Linked DNA regions of Homo sapiens: region 2 is linked to region 1. Evidence: chromatin loops called from intact Hi-C (ENCODE). Cell type or tissue: sigmoid colon. All regions are shown on one strand. Each heading gives the region's core, and the rest is flanking DNA. Links, peaks and the distances in the headings are about the cores only.

Region 1 (7,499 bases), core at 1,116-6,115:
CGAGGGTAGATATTCAATCCAGATAATTGTGTCTAGGCAGGTATCTGGTACCCGATCAGCTGCACAAGGCTAATGGGTTTTTATGATTGGCAGAGGATTTCTGTCTTCAAGGAAAGATAATGCTATCAAATGTTTAACTATAATGTGTGAGGTCTGATTTGTGATTTCATTGTGATTACCCTAAGAAATAGGGTAAACAATTCAGTCAATCGTGTATTGAACAAATCAGTATTGGGCACCTTCAGTGACTGAAGTCAGGCACTGAAGATATACAACTAAAGAAGAAATAATTATTGCCCTTGAAGAGCTTATATTTAAAGGGGAAATATTAAACCAATTATTAAAGTTCCTTCTAATAAGTGCTATTATGGATATATGCATAGAGTGTTCTGGAAACAAGAGGAAATATAATTTGCTGCTTTTTTTTTTAGATTTAACTTTTTTGACCCTAGAAATGATGAATATTTAAAGAATTAACGAAAATGTCAGCCTCAAAGAAAAAAAATAGGCTTATTAAGTGTTCTATGTGTATTTTCTTCATTTTTTACATGTGAACAGATAAGTATTTGTCCTTCCTCATTGTGTAAACCAGAAATATCTCTCAAATAATGGAAAACATTCAATGGTAGTTCAACCTCTCCATATGCTATGTGTGCTCAAGGAAATTTGGACAACCGAGAAATTATTTGGAGATACCAAGATACCTAATAATACTTTAAACTGAAAAACTGGCCTTTTTAGTATAGTCTGCAATTGCAATTCTGAATCACTATATCGAGAAGATAAAGCCCGGAGACCTCCTGTGTTCTGAAAACTCAGATGTTCTAAGCTGATTATGGGAGAAACAACATCATTCCCCTCTGGTCCTCAACTATTTTCTTTATTCAGTTTCTTCTGGGAACATTAGGTTATGGCCTGAACCTAATAAAAAGGGTAATTGTGCTTATTGTGAAAGTTTCAGGTTCTCAACAGGAAGACAGACTGTTGGACAGCGATTTTGATTTTGGAAATATTCTTTCAGCTTCACAATCAGATAAGCGGGAGAAAATTAATCTTCTTAGTGGGATGCAGGTTTTGCTGAAATATATCTTAGAGATGAAATCAGTGCTGTCAGGATAAAGATGGCTCCTGGCATCTGTTTCACTGAGATAGTTGGGTCCCGTTTCTACCTACCTTTGACATCCCTGCTTACCTTTGACTGGGCTCAATCTTGCTCACCCCGGATACTCATTCCAGCTGGAAAAATACAGGATAGCTGACATATGTCTTCCTTCTTCTTTTTCTTCTTGACTTACCTTGAGTTTGAAATGACTTGGTGAATTACTCTATTTGGCAAGCACATAATAACACTCTATTCCTATGGGTGTGTGAAATATTTAATAAGAGATTTGCCTTTGTTATTTTTAGAATTGTTCCTCAATCAGTTATGCATATGGAGGCCCTAAACCACTCGGAGGAAATGGATTTAAATTTACCTTTCCAAGTTCAGTTAGTGGAAGAGTTAGAACAGAGTTCCCTGTGTACCAGATCTTATTTTGACTGACATTGAAAGAAAAACAAACAAACTTACTTTAATGTTAAACATCCATTTTATTTGAAATAATCCCAGGAAATTCTCGCCCTTCATTGCCATGAGTTCCAAGTTTTGCCAATGATTAGAGTATGAGGAAATATTAGTGTTAAGTGGCTCTCTTTTTACATTTGTAAAAGCTGGCAGCCATATTTATTCACACTTCAGGAATACTGTGAATGTGAGGCAGTATTGATTGGATCCCTCTTTAAAGCATGTGAGTTCCTTGGATGACCAAACTGTGCATTTCTCCCTCTGTCTCCATAGCACTTTGCACCATACCTAAAATGGTAGGCATCCAACAAGGCAGGCTTTTGGGATGAATAGAAGGATGTTCCATTCATAGAACATCCCTTGATAGAAAAGGTGCTTTGTCAAACCAAAATAAATACGTGTCTATTTATATTGCTATACTAAACCCAGTACTTATCAAATTATAACAAAATAATAGTGATAACAAAATAATATGTAAAATGTTGACCATTTTTGTTAGGCTGTGGGTTCCATTTATATATTTCAAATTTGAATATAAGTATGCTGGATCCAGGGAATTCACAGATCAAAATAATAAAGACACACCTGAATGCCTGACTTGGAGAAATGTTGGTATTTCACAAGCGAGAAAGTAAAAGGTAAGTATGGTCGGTATAGGAAGTTGTAGGCACTGTTGGTGAGCACAGTGGTAGGTAGAGTGGCAAGGAAGAATTGTTTCCCAGGCATTCACCTCCAAAATAAACTGTTGGTCCCCGGCTGCATTCTCCAACTTCCACCAACACTCTTGTTTTCTCAGTGTGTCTGTCTTAGGTGAATAATTTGATTAAACAGATCTAAAGTGTGAAAGAGTGATCATTTTGAAATATTTTCAAAAAAATTCGCTTGCAAATCTCAAGTTGCTGGGATGTGGAGCAGTAATCACTTACCATGTTCAGTGTGGAGTTGAGGAATGTGAGAGGGATGTCATATTATCACTGGAAATGGTGGTGGCTGGGGAGTCATATCGGGCATGGGACTTCTCTGCGGTACTTCTGGGGCCCTCTGAACCCCCTACTCTAAGAAGATCAGAACAAGAGATATCTCCACACCATGCTAGCACTACTTATTTGGAATTCAGGGAGATGGAGACCACATTCCCCGCCCCCCCCCCTTTTTTTTTTAACTTTTCTGGATGATTGTGCCAGGCATCACACATAAGAACAACAATCCTCCAACAGTTTTCTCCAATACTCTGTGAGATGCTGGTCTTACTCCATGACTCCCTTACAAGCTCCTTAAAGGTGGGAATGGAATGTTTTAAGTTAAGTACCTCCCACAGCTCTTGGAATAGAGTTAAGTACATAGCAGTTCTTAATATCTAACACTGGAGTCACTGAATTATTCTCACAGTCTGTCGAGCCCATTTTAATTTCTTGTTTTCAATATTACTATGATTTATCTGCATTCATTATATTTTTTTTCACAGAGCTCCTCGAACTGATCTATAACTGAGAAACTCTCTTGTCCTTAGACACATTAGAGTCAGGAGGAAGCAGACAATGTTTAGATTCTGTTCCCACCCTCTCCTGAGAAGGGTGGGGTGGGAGGAGATGTTGTCAGAAAGCTGCTGGGGTATGTTACAGTTATCTTCAGAGGTGCCAAACCAGCTTCCAACCCCGCCTAGTTTTGTCTCCCATTTTCTAAAACTGGGATCAGAAGTCCTTATTTGGATTTCCTAAAAATAAGTAGCTGTGGCTGAGCCCTTACTCAATTACCACAGGGAGATATTGCATATCCGGGATCACGAGATAAGTGAGGTGCCTTGCTTATAAGCCCCACGTGCTAAGACTAAACGTGGCTCTCATGTGACTTGCCTTCACAATCCAGAGCTCCCTCATGTTTCAACTTATGCTTAAAAAGAAAAAAAAGAAGTCCACATTTACAAAATCCAGATGGATTATGTCTCAACAGAAGCTGTTGGCCGGGGTTCCCAGAGTCACTAGGATAAAGCTGGCAGCTTGGCTTTTCCTAAAGGGTCCTTCCTCCTGGCTCTCCGGGTATGTCTCCGTTGTCTGGATTTTAGAATAATGTGCCTTTTCTATTTCTTCACCCTTTTTTTTAGAAAGTGGGCTGGCAACTATATTGCAGAGACTGATTTCTAAAGGCAAGCCACCCATCCTTTATTGCTTCACAACTGTGCTGGGTTTAATTATTTCTTTTTTCATTTTGTCTACAGAATGCTAAAATGTGATGGCTACATCGTCAGGATAAATAAGCTTGTGAAGTATTATTTTCTCCAACTTCATCTCTTTATTTTATCTATTTCTTTTCTGTGTCCACTGTCGCCCATTCTTCCTCAATCTCTCACATTTCAAACTGCTTTGCCCTCATTTTGTTGCAGTTCTTAAAAGTTAACAGTAGGTGGCAGTAAAATTTTATACTCGAAAGACATTCAGGCGACTCAGCAAACTGAGGAGGGTATACAGAAAGTATGGAATTGTAAATGCTAAAGGTAAAACAGCGTTTTTTTAAAATTAGTTTTTAGACTTTTTAATTGACTAATTGCATATATTTATTGTGTACAACATGATTTTTTGAAGTACGTATACATTGTTGAATGGCTAAACCTGGCTGATCAATGAATGCATTACATCACACAGTTATTTTTGTGGTGAGGACACTTAATATGCACTCTCTGTGCATTTTTTAAGAATATATTATATCATCATTAACCAAAGTCACCATGTTGTACAATGGATCTCTTGAACTTAGTCTGCTGAACTGTAATTATACGTCCTTTGACCAATATCTCCCCAACCTGAACAGTGCTATTTTCTAAAAGCCAAATATATCTAAATATAGGAATCTATTTAAAAAAAAAAAAAACAAGATATTTCAAGCCCAGCTCACATGGGGGTCATCAAGGCATATATTTGGGTAGGTGAGTCTTAAAGACTGGGAAATTATGATAATAAAGGGAATTGGTAGAAATTTGTATCAAATGAGGAACTCACCAAGCAGCCTTTATTATTTACATGCTGGAAATGATTTCCTTCCCTCCACACAAATGCTCATCTCTGTCTTCTTCCTTTCATTTTGCTCTTTCTGCACCCCTTCCCTCTGTTGGTCATGAATGTTACCTTTGAGGCTGCTTGGCATTCCCTGAATGGGTTTGTGACCACTTGAATAGAGAATGTGTTTGTCTTTCTCTCATTTCAATGCCACTCTGTGTGTTTGCTGTAACTTTCATCTCTCACTCTCATTCTCGCCTGCTCTCTTTTACTGTATGTGCTTTGTTCACTGTTTTAAGAGAAATATTCACAATTAGAAGGACCAAAAGCAAACAAAGAGAGGATTATGTAGTCGATGGAGATTTGCAGTGCTGTGGGATTTCTGGTCCTATTTTACCTAATTAGAGATGCTTTGGGGCTAGAGTGATAATGGTGAAGATGTCACACAGATCCATGGTCTCATTCTTTCTCCCTTGGGTCCTCCAAATGATGTCATAGGCCTGGCAAACTAGTTCTCCAGGATAGGCAATGCACCCTTGAGAGATGCTCAAGGGAAGAAAGCTATTGCACAGAGATGATAATCTGCAGCCATGCTTTCACAGCACAGTAAATCATACCTTTGCTCACTTGATTTGAATGAAGATTCTTGTCTACCAACAGTTTTAGGAAATAGATGGAATTTGTGTAGCATCACCACTTCACGGTAAAACAGAAGAAAAAGATGAGGTTTCTGCAGTTGTGATGCAGACCGTTGAAATGTGCCTGGAGAGAATGCCCAACTGGGAAATCGGTTTTCATTCGGGACTACGTAGGAGTGTAACAGAGGACAAGCATCATGGCTCAAGAAGCAGGGAGGAAAGTGGAACCTGGGGAATGCTGACCAGGCATGAACATTCTTACATGTTCACCATAGGAAAAAGGTGTGAGCACATGATGGGAGGCTGTTCTATCCAGGAAAGACTGGATTCCACCCAACTGTGACAAAGGTAAATGAGAAAGTCCAGGAAACTCTCAGGGCTGTGGTCAGGAGAGGGGAAAAGAAATACAAGTAAATGACTGAAACGACAGAGAAAGAACATTCAGAGCTGACATTAAGAGCTTCTCTTTCCCTTCCTAAGTAGGATGGATCATCACCTGATGTTTATAGAAAGTGGTCTTTTTGCTGTGGTTCTCATCCCCAAAGCTAGACAGTAAAGAGGAAAGACAGGCATGAAAGGGAAATTGAATAAAATACGCATATAGTGAGTTGTTTTCAGTGTGTGGACATACGTGTGCTGCTTTGTTCCCCAACAAGAACTTCACAATAAGGAGTGGTGTACTTATTTGTAGTGTGCTGTGTAGGGTGTAGAAGGAGCACGGTGTCTAGCTTGCCCAGCATTCCCGCTTTGTTTCCTTTTCTTATTGCAGGATGGTAGCCAGAAAATGAAGGGGCCTTGGCTATTTCAGTCAGGCCCGTGAATTGGATGAGTGTCTCCCACCTCTTCTACTCCATCCATAGTCTGTGGTCCTGGGGAATCCCACTGCTGAGTGTTTTCAGAATATGAATCTATGCTCTTGTGCCTATTTAAACTCTGCTGTCACACCTGTCCTGCATGTTTATCTTAAGCCCATCTCTATGTGGTGGCCCCATCCCTTGGCCAACTCCCCACCAGGTGATGGTTTAGCAGTGCTGAGTAGAAGGTATATGTGTTGGGGACACGGAATAGAGATAGACATTCATTTGTAGATGTTTCTTTACAGAAAGTAAGAGTCCCATATAGAGGCATCCCCAATATTTATCTAATCTATCCTCTGTTCTTTAGGAAAGACTAATGGATAATCTATTGACATCCTATCTCCAAAGAAGGAAATGATGTAGCCATTCTGAGGAAGGGCCAAGTAGGAAGGCCATGGGTGCTTTTAAATTAAAGCCATGAGATGATGAAAAAAAATAAATAAAGCAAAATATGCATAGAGTCTAAAAAAATAAAAAGAAAGAAAACTGGACAGTGTTATTGAAATGAAAAGGATATTGTATTAGGATCAGCTTGTAAGTTTTGATCATTTCATGGAGCTTACCAAGAAAATGCACATATCTAAAACCTATTGTAAAGTATATTATACCAGATATAAAGACTGAAATAGTCGTGACACCCATTATTTCATTTCCAGGTTTATTGACTAAAAACGATAAAACATCATAAGAGGTGCAATACTTTATAAAGTCCTTTGCCTTCCCAAATATAATACTCATTTGCTTTTATGTATTGCTCTTTTGCTGGTAGAAAACTGGGCACATTTTTCAGTGCCCTTAAGCCTTGTAATCGATCTACTAGAAAGATAAAAGGCTTTGAAGGAAAATTTGTGGATTGAAGGCAATCTAAAAAAAGTATCTTTGAGTTTCTTAGAGATGCTTGAGTTTAGATAGAGTGCTGTCTGTAATGCAGCAGCCACTAGCCAATATGTGCTGAATGTCTTGTTCCCTGATTTGTGATATCTCTATATATTAATCTAATAAAATGATTCATTCCAAGATATTATAGCTGTGTTTAGTTGGGTAATTTCATATATTCAGACTGCCATGACAACACTCCGTTCCAGAGGAACAAACTTACTTCCTTGGGAACCTGGAGACTTGTCTGAAGCTGACTGCCTCAAACACAGATATCTGTTTTGTCCTGTTTTATTTTTTGTTTGTTTGTTTGTTTTCGAAGTTTGTGACTTTAAAAATTCAAGGGACTTTTGCTTTTGGATACATAATATGACTGTGCTGGTTTCAGTATGAAAATATTTTAATTTTTACCAGTTAAATTACATAATATTCTATCTAAAATAGCATTTTGTTTTCCAAGAGCTTCCCTTTTTTTCCAAGTTTCTCTGTGTATGCTAGTTTGAAAAGTTGTCTTTATTTTAGAGACAATATGGATATTCTCATAAGCAGGGTTAATATTGGGAAGGGTACTTTC
Region 2 (7,499 bases), core at 1,210-6,209, 1.7 Mb after region 1:
ACTGGGACTACAACCATGTGCCATCAAGCCTGGATAATTTTTTTATTTTTTATGGAGATGGGGTTTCACTATGTTGCCCAGGCTGGTCTTGAACTTGTGGCCTCAAGCATCCCTCTCCCTGAGGCTTCCAAAGCACTGGGATTACAGATGTGAGCCACCATGCCTGACCTCAATTGATTAGTCTATTGATGATTCATGTAAATTCTCCACCAATGGCTTTCGCCCACTGGAGAATGACCCAGTATTATAGGTCATCAAAATGGGCAAACATCAACATCTTCTAGAGTTACTAAGGAGGCTTTATGGACAAGGTGAGGTCTGAGTTGAAACTTGAAGGATACGTAGGCTCTCCACAGGTCTGGTGCAGAGCTGAGGTGGGGGAGGTAGGGAGGGACACAAGAGCAAGGTACCTGCACAGGGAAAAGCACAGAGCCTGTTACGGCCACAGAAAATAGTGGAAGATGGCCTGAATAGCCAAGATGAGCTAGATTATAAGGTTTCTAAAATACCAGAATGAGTTTAGGCTTAGCCCAAAAGGCCATGGGGAACCATTATACACCCTTGAGCAGAGAAGGAAAAGTTTGGAAGTGAATTGGGATTTGGGGCAAATAAATCTGGCAGTAGTGGGCAGGATGGATTGGACTGGAAACAAGTTAAAGAGTTCTTTTCCATTATTAATATGATTGTAGTAATCCAAGTGATGAAGTTCCGATTGTTGGACTGTAGTGCCATGTGGGCAGGTGTTGTGTCACACATGACAAGCCCAAAGTCTACAAGTGTGCCCCACATGCAGAAGGTGTTTACTTCTTCAACTAAATAAATAAAATATAGTTTAGTTACCAGGAGTCAATCATGGAGCCCAAGTGAGGATTACAAACATCCATCCCCATATCCAGATAGATCCCACTCCCACACATACATCTGGCTCAAGCAGCTATGATCTTTTGTGCTCTTTTAATAAAAATGGGTCATCAGACTCTCTGAGCACTTTGCCAATCTACTCCTACTAGCCTACAGAGAGGTGAAGAAAGAACTTAATCACCCCCAGAATCTCAGGGGTAAGAAACCTTCTATGGTCCTCCCATTCTTTTCCACTATAAGTTATCTATTGCCGCAACATTGTTCCATAACAGACAACCACAAAACCTCAGTGGAACACAACAATAAAGATGTATGTTTGCTCATGAGCCTGTGGATTGGCTGGGTTATCCTATTGATCTGAGCAGGCTCACACTCACATGTCTGGCAGGTCAGCTAGGGGTCAGCTGGTCTAAGACTACCTCAAGCTAGAATGACTCAGCTCTGTTCCATATGATCCCTCATCCTCCAGGAGGATAGCCCAGGCTTGTTCTCATAAGGTGGCAGGAGTTGATGACAAAGAGAGAAGCAAACAAGCCCAAATTTGTATCCAGTTTGCTCTTGTCCCATTGACCACAGTAAGTCCCAGAGTCAGAGTAGGCAGGGACCGCAAGGTTACAGGGCAAAAGGCATAGGTATAGAGAGACCATTGGTGTGGGATATGAATGACATCAATTTGTCACAGTGCCTGAAAGAGAAAAGATTGAAATTCCAAGAACAGATCAAAGCCTAGGACTGAGGAAGGAACTCTCCAAGGTAGAATTAGGAAAGTAAGAACAGAATTAGTCTCCAGAGAAGTGAACCTTTGGTTTCAAAAGAAATGGTGAGTCACAGACTGGCCCCATGGCTTATTCTGACCTTTTCTACTCCTGTGAGTGCTGTGATTTTGGGCAATGAATGGCTGAAAGCCCTGGCTTTTTTGCTCTCCACGGCAAGCAATCACAAATACTTTTGTTTTCCCTACCAACGAGATCTTTCCCTTCTGCATTCAAATATGATCTGCTCACCTTAAATAAACTCTCACTTGACTTCTTGGGCCTCTCCAGCTCTAGAAATACTTAAAACGTAAGGAAGAAAAAGAATAGATGGGAAGCAAGAAATCCTGGTGTCGTAACATGATCGTTCCCTTGAAGTTAGCACAGTGAGATTTCAGCTGGGGGCAGGAGGACTTGATCAGGACCAGCCGGGATGAGGTGAGGCAGGATCAACCTACCCATGTCATTGGCAAAGTCTGCAAAGGCTAGACTATGAGGCCATCATGTTTCTTGTTCCTCCTGGCTCTGAAATGTGGACTAATCTAACATGCACAGGATGTCTGCAGCCTCCTCACAACTTAACAAAGAGACAGGAGGGCTAGTTCACAAAACCCCCAAGAGTCCACTTCCCAAGACGGTTCCTACTGAATGGAGGGTGCGGTGCTGAGAGCAGAGTTGGGAGGTTTAGGAAGGGCTCTTCATTTCTCAGCGAGGCAGAGAAACAACCTGGAGTGCAATCACCCGGAGCAAAGGACTTGGGGAACAGCACGATAAATGTCCAGGTGCCAAGAATAGTTGGCAACAAGGACAGCAGGAGCCAAGCACGTGGAAGTGGTCTCCCGGGCACACTGCCAGAGCAGGGCTGCACTCAGAAACAGGACAAAGAGCCTGAGGGACCACAATCAGCGGAAAACCCAGCAGACAATACCAGAGGTGATGGCTGGAGGGACCTCTAGCCAGGCCATAGGGCAAGTGGCCTCTAAGACCATTGTTCCAGTCTGGGTTAGAGGGTGAAAGCTGGCATCTGTGACCAAAATGGGCCAAAGGAAAAGGCTAGGCTTTGAGCTGGGGCACTCAGATATGGTGAACTGCCAGAGAAGATGGGTATTCCAGAGCCAGCAAGTTAGCCAGGGCTGGGAGAAGACAGGGCACCTAAAGTAGATTGGTCAGTGCCTGAATCTGTGCCAAGTTGGAAGAGGGACAGGGACTGTGTCTGTAATTTACAGAACTGGTGATGTATAGCAAACGACCTGTAGGGATGAGGGGCACGGCGGGGCGGGGGTTAGGGGAGAGGCGGCCCGTGAATTCAGATGCAGGGTCCTACAGAGGAATTTGGACACCCAGCTTTGTCTCCCATTGGGAGACTAAGGACTCTTTGGCCACTTATGTGAACACAGAGATCAGTTCTAATTTCCTCTCTGTCTGTGAACAGAAGACTCACCAGCAACGGGGTTTGCAGTTGGCTTAGTCTTTTCTCCTACCCTTCCCCTCCCCAGGAATGGAAATAATTAGTGTTAACTCGTATATTCACAGAAATGCATTTATAAGGCATCAAGCCAATGATTTTGACCTTAATATTGCTCAGCTCACACCAATTGCACCAATGCGATCGATCACAACATGCAAAGAGAGTTCAGGGGTTAGCAAGTGTTCCAATTGTCTTCTCCTAAGAAGAGAGCGCCATCTTGTGTACAAACACTGAGTTCAGGATATGCTGAACCATTTTTTTGAGTTTTAGTTCACCAGAACTGAATCTGTGACCTCGTGTTTACTTTCCAGAGTTTCCTGAAACGTTGCATTATGAGAAACATGAAGATGTCCCTGAGCGTGTTAAGCTGTTGCCAGCCACGATTGTTATACTAAAGATGTACCTGGTCCGCGGAGGACATCTTTCAGCCTAGTTTTTGAAGACCTGTTACTTCTCTTCCTCAATTTTGAGTTTAATAGATGCAGAAAGACTTCCTACCTGAAATTCCACCTTTAAAGCATGTCTATGAAACAAAGGTTTTCTACCAGCTCTTCCATCCAAGTTTGAAACCTCCTGCTGAGCTTTTCTTCCCAATGTGTGGGGCCAGCCACGGTGTTGCTACCCGGGAGGGAGTGGTCTCGATGGGTAGCATTTGCTGATTTCCCTGATGCAAACTCTCGCATGGTGGCTGATTTCAAGGACTAGCGAGACCTCATTGCTGAAGAGCTGGGAAAAGCTGCCCCCGTCAGCTCTCCACAGCCAGTACAAGCTGGCTCCCGCCTACGCAGGAGACCCACGGATTATGCCCATCTTTGGGAAATGGCTCAGTTCATTGCTCAGAGATAAGGAACTGCTCAAAAGAGAGAGAATGCTGATAGGAACAGGCCAGATGTGGGGACGCAAAGACATATAATGTACCAGACAATGCCAGGAGGGTGGATATGAAGCAAAGAAAAGACATCTTCTCAAAATAAATAAATAAAAAGACATCTTCTCTCCCTTTTACAAAGACACAAAATCCCAGAGTCTTGAATGCTGTGTCCCAGAAGGGTCCATTTTCAATGGCACAATAATACATGGAAGAGGCTTAAAACTGTGCCTAACATTTCGTGCTCTATACGTTGTCTTAGTTGTTGTTAAAACTCAACTTTCTGGGATGCCTCAACTGGCCACGTATCTTGATAAATTCATTATTTTCTTCAATTATGCTGTAAGAAGAATACTTGTATCTTCTTCAGCCTCCAACAGACATTCCTTCACCATCTACGGAAAGACCCTGAATATTTTCACTGGAAAAGGGCCAGTAGTGAAATTGGCAAACACTCCTTCAACCAGGACAATGCTTCTGGGGAAATGACATTTATTGAGCACCTACTACATGCCAGGCAACTACAAAAGATCTCATTTCACCCTCACAGCAACTCTGTAAAGGAGGCGCTATTGCTGTCCTTTTATAAATAAGGAAACTGGGGCTCTGAGATGTTAAGGGAGTTGTCTAGGACTATATGGTGAGATAGTAACATAGCTGGGGTGACTCAAATCAGAATCTCTCAGGCTCAAAGCACGTTCCTCTCTCTATGTGTCCACACTGCCCTTGATTGAGAGAAGGCAGAGCTCAAAGGTGGCATTTTCATCAGGTTGTGAATCCACTTTCATGTCATATCACTGTGTGAATGGGACTCCCGCATTTGCACAGTGTACAGCCTGTGAACCCTTACCTTACATGGCTGTGTGCATATTTCTTGCCCCTCTTCTCTGTTACCTATACCCCATGGCCATTTTCTCTTCCCCAGACTACACCCCAATGCAGAAACAAAGGTCCAAAGAAAACACTCACTTCCACTTCAGTGAAACACAAATACTTTTCTCCTCAGAGGGTTGAGGAAGGAGAGAGAAAAGATGGTGGCCACTGAAAACAGGAGTGGAGGATGGTCTGGATTCCAGAAGGATGAGGAGCACCCTAAGCAGAAGAAAGAAGGTTCCTCTGTCAGAGAAGTCCAGCAAGGAGGGTGAGCTGCCCCCACAGAAGCCTCTGCCAAGTTCTCCTGTAGACAACGTCCCGGACACGTGTACGTCCCCCTAACCTTCGGGTCAGGAACCTGGGTAAGGGACCGCGAAGGAAAGCTGAGTCCCTGACTGAGTGATAACTGAGCGGAAATCAGTGGGGACATTTCCCTGTGGGCAGCAACAAGTAGTGATGGGGTTCCATGCTGTCCCTGGCCACAGGGAGATGTGCTGTGGGTAAACTACGTACCATAAAGGCAGTACAAGCGGTCCTGGGGATGAAAAAATACCATCTGAAATAGCTGCCACCAAAATTCCTCTTTGAGAGGAAACTCCTTTGTTGGAAGGGTTACTTGGGAAGTACTAGGGTTAAATAGTGAGCCCTTGAGGGGCATGGGTGTGGTGGGCACAAGGTCTGTGAGGAGAGCATGGCCTGGGCTTCCCGTGGTTGGTATGGAGGCAGGGTGGATGGGTGGGAGGAAAGAGGTGAAAAGAAAGACAGGAAGGTGAAGGGGGGTGTCAGCGAGGTAACGGGAAGCTGCCTAGAGAGGCGGAATGCCCCTCTCTGCAAGGAAACATACTCAACCCCCGGCTGTGACTGGGGTGAATGGGACTTTCTGGCGACTTCAGAAGCAGCTGTGGTCACATCTGGGTGGCTGTGATGTGGGACAGAGACTACCTGCAAAGACTTGGGGTCCTGGAGGCTGCAGTGACCCTGACTACATCAGCCCCTCTCTATCCCCAGAGTGGGAAGAAACTGTAGGTTCAAGCCAAGTTTAGCTATTTACTGTGACCTTGGTAGGTCCCTGCTGATAGCTGGCTTATGTAAAATTCAGACAATGAGCAGAGAAAACATAAATTCCAGCACAGGCGAATTTGGAAAATGCTGTATAGAGCAAATCGTGTTGACTTAGCATTTGTGCTTAGCCGAGAAGGTGCTGCCCTGCACGTGCTCAGAGCCCCTCTCCCATTTCACCAACTAGACAAGCCACTCCGCCATCCTGCAGAGAAGCTAAGAGAGGGAAGGGCAGGTTGCTCTCCCATGCTTCTGAACATGTGGAAGAGGCAAGGGAGAAACATGGGGTGAGGAAGAGAGAAAGACTTTCCCTATCCGAAGAGCAAACCAGTCTGTGTATGTTTGCCTCCAGTCAAACAGCTTCTAAATACTGAAGAGTGCCAGAGGACTATTTATTTTGCCACTTACAAGCGATCAGAAAAAAACCTTTTATTTACATTGTGGAGGCTCAAGGACCCTGAACTTATTCTTAGGCTATTAAAATAATTTTACTATTTTGGCAACGTCTAAATGCAAGTAATTTAAGACACCCCTCTGCCTAAGGCTAACAAAATCATTGTGGTATAACTATTAGTTTGGTGCTAAAAGTAATTGTGGTTTTTGCCATTAAAAGTATTTGTAGAACAAACCAATTACTCTTGCACCAACTTAATAGCATTGGATCCACTAACCTGGAAACACCACACCAGAGAGGTGCCTGACTGCAAGGAGAGCACATGGTTGGCACATGCCAAATGTTTGTGGAAGAAGCTGGGGAGTCCCCAGCAGCTGAGATGGATGGTGATCATCAACTTCCGAAGTGTTAAAGAAAACTGAAGGGTTCTGGCCAGGCGTGGTGGTTCACACCTGTAATCCCAGCACTTTGGGAGGCTGAGGTAGGCGGATCACCTGAGGTCAGGAGTTCTAGACCAGCCTGGACAACATGGCAAAACTCCATCTCTACTAAAAATACAAAAATTAGCCGGGTGTGGTGGTGCATGCCTGTGGTCCCAGCTGCTCGGGAGGCTGAGGCCAAAGACTCATTTGAACCCAGTAGGTGGAGCTTGCAGTGAGTTTAGATTACACCACTGCACTCCAGTCTGGGCAACAGAGTGAGATTCTGCCAAAGAAAGAAAGAAAGAAAGAAAGAAAGAAAGAAAGAAAGAAAGAAAGAAAGAAAGAAAGAAAGAAAGAAAGAAAGAAAGAAAGAAAGAAAGGAAGGAAGGAAGGAAGGAAGGAAGGAAGGAAGGAAGGAAGGAAGGAAGGAAGGAAGAAAACTGCAGGGTTTTGAAGGCAGGTGGCACTGTCCTGTAGGAGACTGAGGGTGGAACTTGTCCTTGAAAGCTCCCCTAACCTACTGAAAGTGGAATGAAGGGCTTGGATCCAAGCCTTTCAGAGGCAGCCAAGATCTTCCCAGTCCCCACGATGGGTTTCTTTGGTATGCTTGTTTGCTTTTCTTTGATTCTGATGTTCAAAGGAAATAGGGTGTGTTGATGTTTTAGGTGAACAGTGTGCTTTCTGGGTGACCTAATTTATCTAGCAGTGGAATGAAAAGGAAGAGAATGGGCAGAAAGAATCAAAGCCCATGGCCTACCTCAATAGAAAACGTGTGAGTTTTTCATATAATGTTATATGAACA

Evidence for each region. Hi-C counts contacts between places; a loop is a spot of excess contacts. Peaks named below come from ENCODE experiments on the same cell type or tissue, not always from the same donor. Only the 100,000 strongest peaks of a DNase experiment are listed, where the experiment ranks them.
Region 2: a loop joins it to region 1, with 3 times the contacts of the local background. A loop is called at or near these places in 10 of 110 quality-filtered maps.

The regions. Positions count from the first base shown.
Region 1 is chr7:137,450,855-137,458,353 of GRCh38, reverse strand. The region is part of intron 27 of DGKI (diacylglycerol kinase iota); the gene reads left to right. Among named protein-coding and RNA genes, the nearest start is that of PTN, 110 kb to the right of the region's middle. In sigmoid colon, for the core only: a CTCF peak has its summit at 3,952 (motif pointing right); a DNase peak (open chromatin) is centred at 3,393; H3K4me3 peaks cover 449 bases; H3K27ac peaks cover 195 bases.
Region 2 is chr7:135,797,059-135,804,557 of GRCh38, reverse strand. No RefSeq gene overlaps it. Among named protein-coding and RNA genes, the nearest start is that of FAM180A, 52 kb to the right of the region's middle. RefSeq lists a silencer at 5,264-5,484. In sigmoid colon, for the core only: a CTCF peak has its summit at 3,300 (motif pointing left); no DNase peak of the experiment used is centred there.